Regions from separate parts of the Homo sapiens genome. Here region 1 is linked to region 2. Evidence: chromatin loops called from intact Hi-C (ENCODE). Cell type or tissue: A673. All regions are shown on one strand. Each heading gives the region's core, and the rest is flanking DNA. Links, peaks and the distances in the headings are about the cores only.

Region 1 (5,381 bases), core at 119-5,118, 240 kb after region 2:
TATAAAACAGGAAAACCAAAAAATTCAAATATATTTAGAGCATTTATTCTCAACCTTGGCTATATCAGAATCACCTGGGAACATTTTCAAACTACCAAGGTCAGGGCCCTAACTGTCAGAGATTCTGATTTAATTGGTCCACAGTGGAGCCCAGGCACTGGTATTTTTAAAGTTCCCTAGTTTCAGATTCAATGACTTTAATAATTGCATTAAGCTCCTGGGATAAGTCTTTTAAGTAGTCTTAATATTAAACATTAAATTAAAAATTAAACTTAACATTAGTTAGCTTCCAGTTATCCAAAGGAAAATAGAAACACATTTCTCAACTGACAGGTGACTGAAAAAAAAATGGCAGATAGGAGGCAGTACTAAAGTGCAGCTCCCACTCTGGATAGACAGAGCAGAATGTGGAGACTAGCATTGTGGACTATTGCTCCAAAAACTACTGCAGGAGTATACCAGAAAAGCCAAGAGAATCCACAGACCCTTTGAAGGAAGTGGATTCCTCCTGCAGGATCCAGGAGACATCTCAAATACCGTGCTGGTATCCACAGCTGAGAGAACTGAACACAGTTCACCTCACAGGACTCTGTGCAGACACCCCCAGTACCAGCCCAGAGCCTGGCAGCCCTGCTTGCTGGCTAGATTCAGAAGAGAAATAACAATCACTACAGTTTGGCTCTCAGAAAGCCACATCCCTAGGGAAAGAGGGGGAATATTACATCAAGGGAGTACCCCGTGGCACAAGAGTCTGAACAGCAGCCTTGAGCTCCAGATCTCCCCTCTGACATAGCCTACCCGCATGAGAAGGAACCAGGAAAACAATTCTGGTAATATGACAAGAGAAGGTTCTTTAACACCCCAAAAAGTCGCATTAGCTCACCAGCAATGGATCCAAACCAAGAAGAAAAATCTGAATTGCCAGAAAAAGAATTCAGAAGGTCAATTATTAAGCTATTCAAGCAGGCACCAGAGAAAGGTGAAGTCCAACTTAAGGAAATCAAATAAATGATACAAGATATGAGGGGAGAAATCTTCAGTGAAACAGGTAGCATAAATAACAATCACAACTTCAGGAAATAAAGGACACACTTAGAGAAATGCAAAACATACTTGAGAGTCTCAGGAATAGAATTGAACAAGCAGAAGAAAGAACTTCAGAGCTCAAAGACAAGGTTTTTGGAATAACCCAATCCAACAAAGACAAGAAAAAAGAATTTTGAAAATGAGCAAACCCCCAAGAAGTTTGGGATTATGTTAAATGACCAAATATGAGAATAATTGGCATTCCTGAGAAAGATCAGCATTCCTGAGGAAATTTAAAAGTTTGGAAAACATATTTGGGGGAATAATCGAAAAAACTTTCCCCGGCCTTGCTCAAAGAACACCTGGGAAATTCATCACAAAAAGATCATCGCCTAGGCACATTGTCATCAGGTTATCTAAAGTCAAGACAAAGGAAAGAATCTTAAGAGCTACGAGGCAAAGCATCAAGTAACCTATAAAGGAAAACCTATCTGATTAACAGCAGATTTCTCCCACCTTGGCCTCCCAAAATGTTGTGATTATAGGCATGAGCCACTGTACTGGGTCTTATGAAGGTATTTTGTAGAGGTGATTAAAATCCATAATCAGCTGACTTTAGGTAAGGGCAATTATCGTACACAGTCTGAATGGCCCTGATTCACTCAGCTGAAAGATCTAAAGAGAAGAATAAAAGCCTCTCAGGAGAATGAGATATTCTGCCTGTGGCAAAAGTTTCAGCTGACACTTATCCTGATGGCCTTCCCTAAGAATTTCAGACTTGCCTAGTCAGCCTCAGAATCCTGGAAGACAATTCCTTACAGTAAATGTCTTTATGTTTTCTACTTACTCCGTTCATTGTTTGAACCTCGATTGATATACTCCCCAACCCTCACTAAATTGTAAACCGTGAGGGAGAGATGTCTGTCTTCCCTTTTATGAATCCCAGTACCTAGCAACACGCCTGGCCCATAACAGGCACCCAGTGAACATCAACACAAACAAGGCTACTCTGTGATCATGATGTGGGCCAAGACAAAAGACAAAACAAAACAAAAAAATCACCATACGGCCATCTGAACAGACACAACATGAGCGTTGTCCAAGCCACGAAAGTGACTAAACAGCCCCCTCTCCTGGCTGGTATGAGTGACAGCTGCTCCTTTACCAATTACAACTTTAACCTTGCTCTAGTTTGCTTTCTCAATGGATAATTTATGAAGACACCCAATCATATAAAATTATTCTCACTTCCTGAGAGTATTCCATCTAAAGCAAAGAGCAAAGCCGGAAGGAAGGAAGGAAGGAAGGAAGGAAGGAAGGAAGGAAGGAAGGAAGGAACGAAGGAAGGAAAGAAGGAAGGAAGGAAGGGGAAGGGAAGGAGGAACAATCTGGTTGAAGAGGTAAAACATGCAACATAAAGGATGGGCCTTGAGACACAATAAATGCTATTGGAATTCAGCGTAAGGAGTGAGCACATCTGGCCATGGAGATCAGAGAAGATTTATAATATGACCTGGGGTTAAAGGATAGAGCGTGGGGGAACAAAAGTGTAGAGATTAGAAAGGGCATATCTGGACACATCATACAAGATAAACTAAACAAAGAATTCATGTGATAGAGTGAGGGAAAACAAGTGTGGACGAATAGATCATGACCAGATTTTGCACAATTAAATGCAGAACTTCATTCTTGCAGCCAGTGGTTTCTTGCTATCTATCTATCTAACTCTCTATCTCTCTATCTCAAGATTCAAAAAATTTTTCTTCAAATGCTTTTTACTTGGAGGCTAAAATCAAAGACAAAAAAAGTGTTTTTAATGGCACTCCTCTGGCTAAAGTGCAGTGTGGAAGACAGGATTCCGTGTACTCAGCTCCTCACTCACTGAGCTTTGAAAAATAGCTGAGACTCCATAAAGCTGAGTTTGAAAATCAATGTTAAAGTCATGAGCCATGTTAGTATTCATTCATTCATGTATTTACTCCATCAATCAATCAATTAATTCACTATTTAGAGCACTCTAACATGCCACATTTTGGAGAAGCTCCGAGTAAGAAGAGAAGCTTCGTCTCCTGGTGGTAGGACCTGATTGAAAAGGGACAATAACACTCCTGAGGTTGCAGGTCTTTGTGGACATTACTGAGGTCCAGCAGCAGCCTCCAGGTCCTATGGGGCTTATTCCAAAGACAATGAGTCCCTGACAGAGGAGGCAGACTGTTGTGAACACTGTAGATGTGTACTAGCCACATTTTTCCCGACCTCATCTCTCCTCCGTGAACTTGGGCCACAGCCCTGGGAAGATAAGTTAAAAACATAGTGCTCCATCACAAACATCTCTATGAAACATTGGGGCAGCAGCAAAGCTGCTGTACAGCCCACACAGCAAACTGCTAAAGCAGTGCCAAAAGGCACTTGAGGTGGAAAAGATTTTTAAAATGGAATATGAGAAAATGTTATCTATCCAAACAGGAAAAGGTGATGATCCCAGTGGACAGAGATAGAAGCACTTGTCACTTCACCTGCATCCTGTCTTGGAAAAAGCAGGATGTTTGACAAATCCACAGAGTCCCAAGGAGAATTCAAAGTCTACTTTCGTGGACCTTCTTGCAAGATTTTCCATTTTTCCCCAACCTCCTTATTTCCAAATGGCCTAGGCTCTTTCCAGCCAACGATCTTCCCATCACCCAGCAGGGCTTCAGCTCAGAACATTCTCTAAAAGATATCTAGCCTCCTCTTTTCTTGGTGGTTAGTCTTTTCATATTCTGTCTTTATTCATGGAATAGCCCATTCCTCACAGGGAACCAACAGATCTGTGCTCCCTGGCACTTTCAACTCTGAACTCCTGTCCTTTGTCCTGATCTCTTTGTAAACCCCCAGCCCAGGGCCAGTGTTAGGATGTGCCTTCTCCACACCAGTGCTGCACAGCCTAGCCCTATGGGAGAGAATCACACAATCAGAATGCCGATCGCTCCAGTAACTCCATCAACTCCAACTTTGGCTGCACCGCTGATGCTGCCCATCAGCCCTATATGATTCTCTTCAGTGACTATTCTCTCCGCAAAAAACACCTCATTCTCAGCAGACATCACCAGAAAGCAAAGTCATCAGGCATTAATTACTCGGGTCTTGGTGTTTCTACTGGCCTGATACTCAGAGCCAGGCCTTGGTGTTTTCCAGTTGAACACAACTTCACAGAACATCAACATAAACAAGGCTACTCTGTGATCATGATGGAGATCAAGACCAAAAACAAGAGCACGCTAGAATCATGTCTGAACAGACAGAACGTGAGCATTGTCCAATCCATAAAAATGACGAAACAACCCCATCTCTTGGCTGATATGAGTGACAGCTGCTCCTTTGCCAGTCATGTTAGGCTTGCTCTAGTCTGCTGTCCCTATGGATAATTTATGAAGTACCCCATGATGCAGAATTATCCTCACTTCCTGATAGCGTCCAATATAGAGCAAAGTCCCTAAACCTAACCTAACACAAGCTCATATCCTATAATAAATTCTCTCTAAAATTCTCTGAGACACTCCATGCTTTCCCAGGGAGTGCGTTTTCTTTCCAAGGCGGCATCAACCAAATTTGTTCAACTATAATCATGGTCCTGGTGGTCTTCAGCTGGGGGATATTGACAAGAATTATTTAAAAAAAAAAATTGCTTTTGTTGGGTTCTGTACTACACATGTAATTTACATGTGTTATCCATTTAATCCTTTGATGATAGTGAGGATTTGTACCCATTGTAGACATGGAAACACTAACACTGAATCAAATAAAAAGCCATCCAGGCCGGGCGCGGTGGCTCACGCCTGTAATCCCAGCACTTTGGGAGGCCGAGGCGGGCGGATCACGAGGTCAGGAGATTGAGACCATCTTGGCTAACACGGTGAAACCCCGTCTCCACTAAAAATACAAAAAATTAGCCGGGCGCGGTGGCGGGCGCCTGTAGTCCCAGCTACTCGGGAGGCTGAGGCAGGAGAATGGCGTGAACCCGGGAGGTGGAGCTTGCAGTGAGCCGAGATAGTGCCACTGCAGTCCCGCCTGGGCAAAAGAGCGAGCCTCCGTCTCAAAAAAAAAAAAAAAAAAAAAAAAAAAAAGCCATCCAAGTCACAGATCCAGCATAAAGGGTAGAGGGATACAGGAGTCTGGCACCTGAATGAAATAATGTATACAGTGGTCCATTTCCAAGACAAAGTGCCTTGAACCGGCTTAGGTCAGCAAACTACAGAAGAAACAGAGTATACTAGGCCCCTGCTTGGATAGCCGATGCCTGCTTGTCAGCCTCCCCCTTCCCCCGCGGCAACTTAGTTGCCTTTACCCAAACCGAAGAAGTTTAGTCTAAGATGAAA
Region 2 (5,381 bases), core at 212-5,211:
TTGGCTAGAAAGAGGAGTCCTTTGTCAAGGCTTTTCCTGTCTCTGCCCCTTGACATTTCCGGGTTGTCATCTTCTTCAGCCAAAGTCTGGGAGAACCTCAGGAACCCATCATCATGCCAAGCCTTGAGTCCCAGGATCTCTAGCTGGTCTGCATTCTTCTGTCCACCTTTTTCTCATGCCTGTTTCAGAGATAATATCCGGGGGATTTCGTTGTACTTACTAGGAGGAATAGCTAAAAGTACATTGGCTCAACCTTCCCATTTGTGGAAGTCCCAAATTTTATTTTTAATTTGTTTTTTAATTGGAAAAAGAAGCAGATTCAACAGCGCCCTCATTTTAGCAGATATTTGCTACTATCAGTGTCTTTCTTCTTAAGAAAACTGTCCTTTTTGCTCAGGGAGATACCCAGCCGTCAACTGGGGAAGTTTGTGACAGCTCTCCCTCCCAGGTTCTGAGTGCTGTCCTCGGATGGATGGCCGCTCTCATAGGTTTTGAGATTTCTATGTGCGCACACGGTTCTAACAGAAGAGAGAGAAGACTAAGTCACAGTTAAGCAAAATGAGTTAAAGAAACGTGAAAACCAAAACCAAGAGAGAAAGTCCAAATAAAGGGAAAAGACTTAGGAGGTCAAAGCCAGCATCGTTCTGAGTGATCGACCATAACATGGTAGACCACAAACAAAAATGAAATCGACACAGGAAGCCAGAGGAGTGGCGCGCAACCAGTGGGGAGTGTCGGCATTGCCAGGAGTGAGGGCGTGAATGTGGGAAAGTGCGTGAACAACTTCAGGGCTCAGACCTACTGTACGCCAGCGAGAAAGGGAGGGGAGACGATGGTGGTTGGGGAGAGAGGAATTTTGTCGGAGTCACCTATGCTTCTGGGCACGAATGAGCGATAGAGCAGGATCCTCGAGCAACTGAGACTGGGGCCCGCCTGCAGGAGGCAGGAGCCAGGCAGAAAGGTGGGAGCGTTGGCCACGCGCTCCTGCAAGATCAGAGAGGACGGCGGGAGGGGACAGCGGGCGGTCGCAGCGCACAGAGCTTGCTGGCCAGGGAGGAGCTAGTCTCCGTGGGCGCCGCCGCCGCCCCAGCCTGCGCGCCTCTCTCCTGGCGCGCGCCAGTCTGGCACTCTGGGAGCTGGGTCCTAGCACCACAGACTTATCCTTCGCCTGCACTTTCCGTCTTTCTTCTCTGGGCGCCCACCAACAATGGATGGCAACTCCCTGCTCTCGGTACCAAGGTAAGACCCGCTTCTTTCTATGCCCAATACCATGTCGATCAAACTCCGTTCCGCGTTGTGAGTCGCTCACCAACTTGCCCCAGAGCGCTTCGGTTTGCACGGGGCTCCCAGCGAGGAGACAGGGGTCACTGCACTTGTAAATAAGTCCGGCCCAGCCTCGCTGGAGCTACAGGGGACCCTGTCAACTGCCCCACAGGGCGCGATGCTGAGTGGGGCCTGTGCGCTGGAGTGGCACGGGTTGGGGGTCAGCCCCGTGCCCGCCTCTAAGGCCCAGGGACGGAGGTCTGCTCTGCCCTAGGTGGAGCCAGGAGCCGGACTTTCCGCGGACACAGCTTGGAGAGGTTTCACACCTTGTGGAGAGACAGATTCCAAGGTCTAAAACAGGAGGGAACCGGGCTAGGGCAAAGTACCCCCGCTTTCCTTCCACCTTGACCTGGGCGGGTGTCTGGGGCTGCTGGGGTGGGGAAGATTGTCCCTCACCCCCGACCGACACCTAGACTGCCCCCAAAGCGAGATCTTAAGACAGGGCAGAAAACACCTAGGTCCCCTGCAGTCCCACAGTCCTCCACCGTCCCCACACCCCCTGCCAGTCTGCGAGTTCCTTCTTTAACACCTTTGGTTTTGCTCGTCCCCCACACCGGGGTAGGTCACGGACGCCACCCCAGGCGCTGCCGGGTGCGAGTAACGTGTTTTTCGGGGTGTGTTTCTTTCTCCTGTCTCTTTTTTGCCCCTGTTCCACACTCCTTCTAACTCAGTCCTTTGCGAAATTAAGAACCTGAGATTTTTATGTCTTTCCCATAAATGTCTGGGTAAATCGGGGCGGTGGTGCTGGGCCTGCTCCCCCAGCCGGGCAGGTGGCCTTTGCGCTCTTTGCGCTCGCTGGGCGCGGAGCGCTCGCGCCGGGAGCCAAGGATGCTGTTGCTCCCAGGGAGAGGGTGTCCTGGCTGCGGCGCAGCCCCACCTCTCCTGGGCAGCGGCTTAGCGTGGCTCTTCGTGCCATCCCTACTCCCTCTTTTCCCCAAGCAGGTAGGTAGGTAGCTTCCAGAGCAGAGCACCAGGCCCTAGAATAAACACTTTAAGTTCGGATTCTTGGAGAGCAGCAAAACCCAATATCCACTGGCCAGGGCACACATGGAGTGATACTACATTGCCAAGGAGCCGAGATGCGGTGGGAGGGGAGGTGGGGGTGGCGGAGGAGGAGAGAGACTGCTTTCCAAAGGCATTGAAGGCTGCCATCTAGAGACCTGAATTATTTGTATTCCGCGATGAAATAACGCTTTCTCAGCTCCACAGGCACTTCCTCCTTAAGCGTCCCTTCGCTGCGGGGATAGCAAATGGTTCAGAAAAGGCCCGCTGTGGTTTCTGTGCACTCCTTGAAGCAGCTCTTAAGTGAAGTCTCAATCCCCACCCTCCCGATCCCTGCCCCAGCGGAACAGGGTCAAAGGACCACCGCTGTCTTTCCATTTTGCCGATTTTTTAACTTAAAAAAAATTGCCAGTGATGTTTACGCAAAGGCATTAAGGTGTTTGGAAAGTCATGTAAATTGGAAGCTCACTTTCTCCACCTATCTATTCTACTGTCTAGGGCAAATGGTCATTAGAATTGAAACGGTGAATTGGGTGGTCCTAATAATCTTCCGACAGAGATTTTTGATAACAGATTGATTGCTTTAATCCGGTTTTACAGACCAATATAGCTGCGCCTGAATCCTGATTATATTTCTATTCAAATACCGGAACATTTTCTAAATTACTAGAAACACATTGTGCCAGTAATTTATTACAATTATTTCTGTCTCAGTACTATAAAATGACCTTATAAAGAGCAAAGCAACTCTGATGATATTGCTCTGTATCTTGTAGTGGCCTATCAAAATGTTAATATAGGCTTAATATCAGCTGCAGCAAACTAAGCTTTTTGAACCTGACTTTTTATTCACCAATTTCCACAAATCAGTGTAGTAATTTCCGGTATTTTATTAGCCTTCTTAATCCACAAATCAGTGTAGTAATTTCGGGTATTTTATTAGCATTCTTAATCATGTAAATTAACTCCTGTACATGAGTTGATTCAATCCTCTATTTCATTGTATACAAGAAACACCATTCCTTTTCTATAAGACTTAATTGAAAGCCATAGGGATTGGGATGCAAAAAGAAAATTAAAATTTTTAATGGTGTAGACAAATCATGTATTAGTCATGCTACTTGTTCACAAAACATTGCATTTTAAAGAATTGATTATTGAATATTCCACATAAGCTTTTCGAAGAAACCAACAATGATCAGCAAATATCAAATTGCTATTGTCAAGGCTTGTGATGTCCAAGTCTGAAAACATTTTTGGTATCTAATAAAATTAAGTTGGTGGTTATAAATCACTGTTTCTCTTAAGAATTAGAAAACAATTTAAGACATTCTACTTAATCATTAGAGAAAACAAAATGATTTAATAACATTGAGTTAATTATAGAATATATTTTATGTTGGCTTTTCCATTTTCTTAGAATTTTCAATTAAACACAAATATAAATTACTGAAATTTCAATCAAGCAATATTCTGTGATGATTGATATTAAAACTAAATTTGACTCATATACTTCAGAAACTGTAAAACATGTTTTTTTTTTTTAAGGAAATGTTTTGGGTTCTTTGAGTTATTAAACTGTATTCCCTTCCTTCTGTGAAAACTCTAATTCATTTTTACTATGAATATTTTCATTTTTAAAGGTGCAGTAAATTATGTGGATTGCGTCACAGATTTCTTAAAATCACTGGTTATCAAAGCTGGAAGATATCGTCCATAAGGAAACCAAGCTGTGCAGAGATTAAATGTTTCCATGTTAGTTGCGTTATAGACCTGGAATCCAAGTGTTTTCTGACTAGTAGTCCATCAAGAAAAAAAAAATTTAAGAGGGATTTTTTTTTAATCTAAAATCGCTGATAGAGGTTCTTTAGTCATCTATTTTATGGAAAATTGATTTGATTTGCTAAGTCGCAAAATTAGATATTAGAAAAACAAAAAAAGAATCAAAGGACATCCATCCAGTGTGTTCTATAGTACACTGTATTACAATGCAGTAGTTTCCACTTACAGAAAAAAAGTCAGTCTCACTTTTATATTGGTAACTAGCGTGTGTTTCGTAAGGTGTTATCAAGTGTTATCTAATATATTAAATTATTTGATCATCACATCCTTGTGAGTCAATCATGACAGATATTATCATCTCCATTTCCTAGCTGAAAACTCTGAAGCCAAAGGAAATTAAATAAAGGAAATAATTGTATTTAAAAATCCATATAAATTCTATGTAGCAGAGCTAGGTCATCCACAAAATTTTTCTGCCTTCAAGTCCAGTTTTCTCTTGTGTACTGATTGAAAATCCATACTTTATTTTAAATGGAAGGAAAAAGAATTTCTGGTACACAATTTGGACAAACACTGATACCATCAGAACACATGGGGGCAGCCTAAAAGCAAGGAGACCATCTTTTAAAGCCAACAAGTGCTAAAAATAATCTTTTTTAGCAAATAGAAATAGTTTGTCACCTTGGCCATATCTAAGCTTGAATTTGAATGTTAAGAGAGTTCCCTGTTTTCTAAACATTTGCATTGTTATACTGTACTGTTTTGTTCTTTTTGCTTGGTTTACTGGATTCTATTTTAATAATAAAATTTTTATATGGCATTTCGAATGATAAGATCAAAACTCATCAAATGTAAACTTTTGAAAAAACTAGATTGATTTTCTCCATGTGTAATAATGTATATAGGCTTCCTGTCATTTTGTTTTAACCAATCTAAAGTTTAATGCAGACACATTTCACTAAAACTCATCAGAATCTCAAGATTTTACCCCTCAGTATGTTAGTTCCAGGAAAAATAAAATTGATTTTTTAAAATGGAACAAACAACCCAATACTGTATACTGGACTATGATCTTCCATCACCAAGTTTTTATAGAAAGGTTAACTGATTTTAGATTTGCACAAAAGGAGATATTTAAGAGTATATTTAAATTTCTTTGTCCTATTTATGAAAAACTTTCAGAAAAGATTAATCCATTACTCTTAAGTTGAGGAACAGGGACAAGTACGAAATACTGCCTTAAGAGTACACTTAACTTCATTCTCTGTCTTGGA

Evidence for each region. Hi-C counts contacts between places; a loop is a spot of excess contacts. Peaks named below come from ENCODE experiments on the same cell type or tissue, not always from the same donor. Only the 100,000 strongest peaks of a DNase experiment are listed, where the experiment ranks them.
Region 1: a loop joins it to region 2, with 10 times the contacts of the local background. A loop is called at or near these places in 3 of 110 quality-filtered maps.

What each region holds. Positions count from the first base shown.
Region 1 is chr2:227,936,501-227,941,881 of GRCh38, reverse strand. No RefSeq gene overlaps it. Among named protein-coding and RNA genes, the nearest start is that of DAW1, 68 kb to the right of the region's middle. In A673, for the core only: a CTCF peak has its summit at 2,155 (motif pointing left); DNase peaks (open chromatin) are centred at 2,171 and 2,451; H3K27ac peaks cover 4,782 bases.
Region 2 is chr2:228,177,425-228,182,805 of GRCh38, reverse strand. SPHKAP (SPHK1 interactor, AKAP domain containing) reads left to right here and starts at 1,119. Exons shown (of 12, transcript NM_001142644.2): 1 at 1,119-1,239. The coding sequence starts at 1,208. In A673, for the core only: CTCF peaks have their summits at 2,457 (motif pointing left) and 4,682; DNase peaks (open chromatin) are centred at 1,135 and 2,505; H3K4me3 peaks cover 3,089 bases; H3K27ac peaks cover 2,093 bases.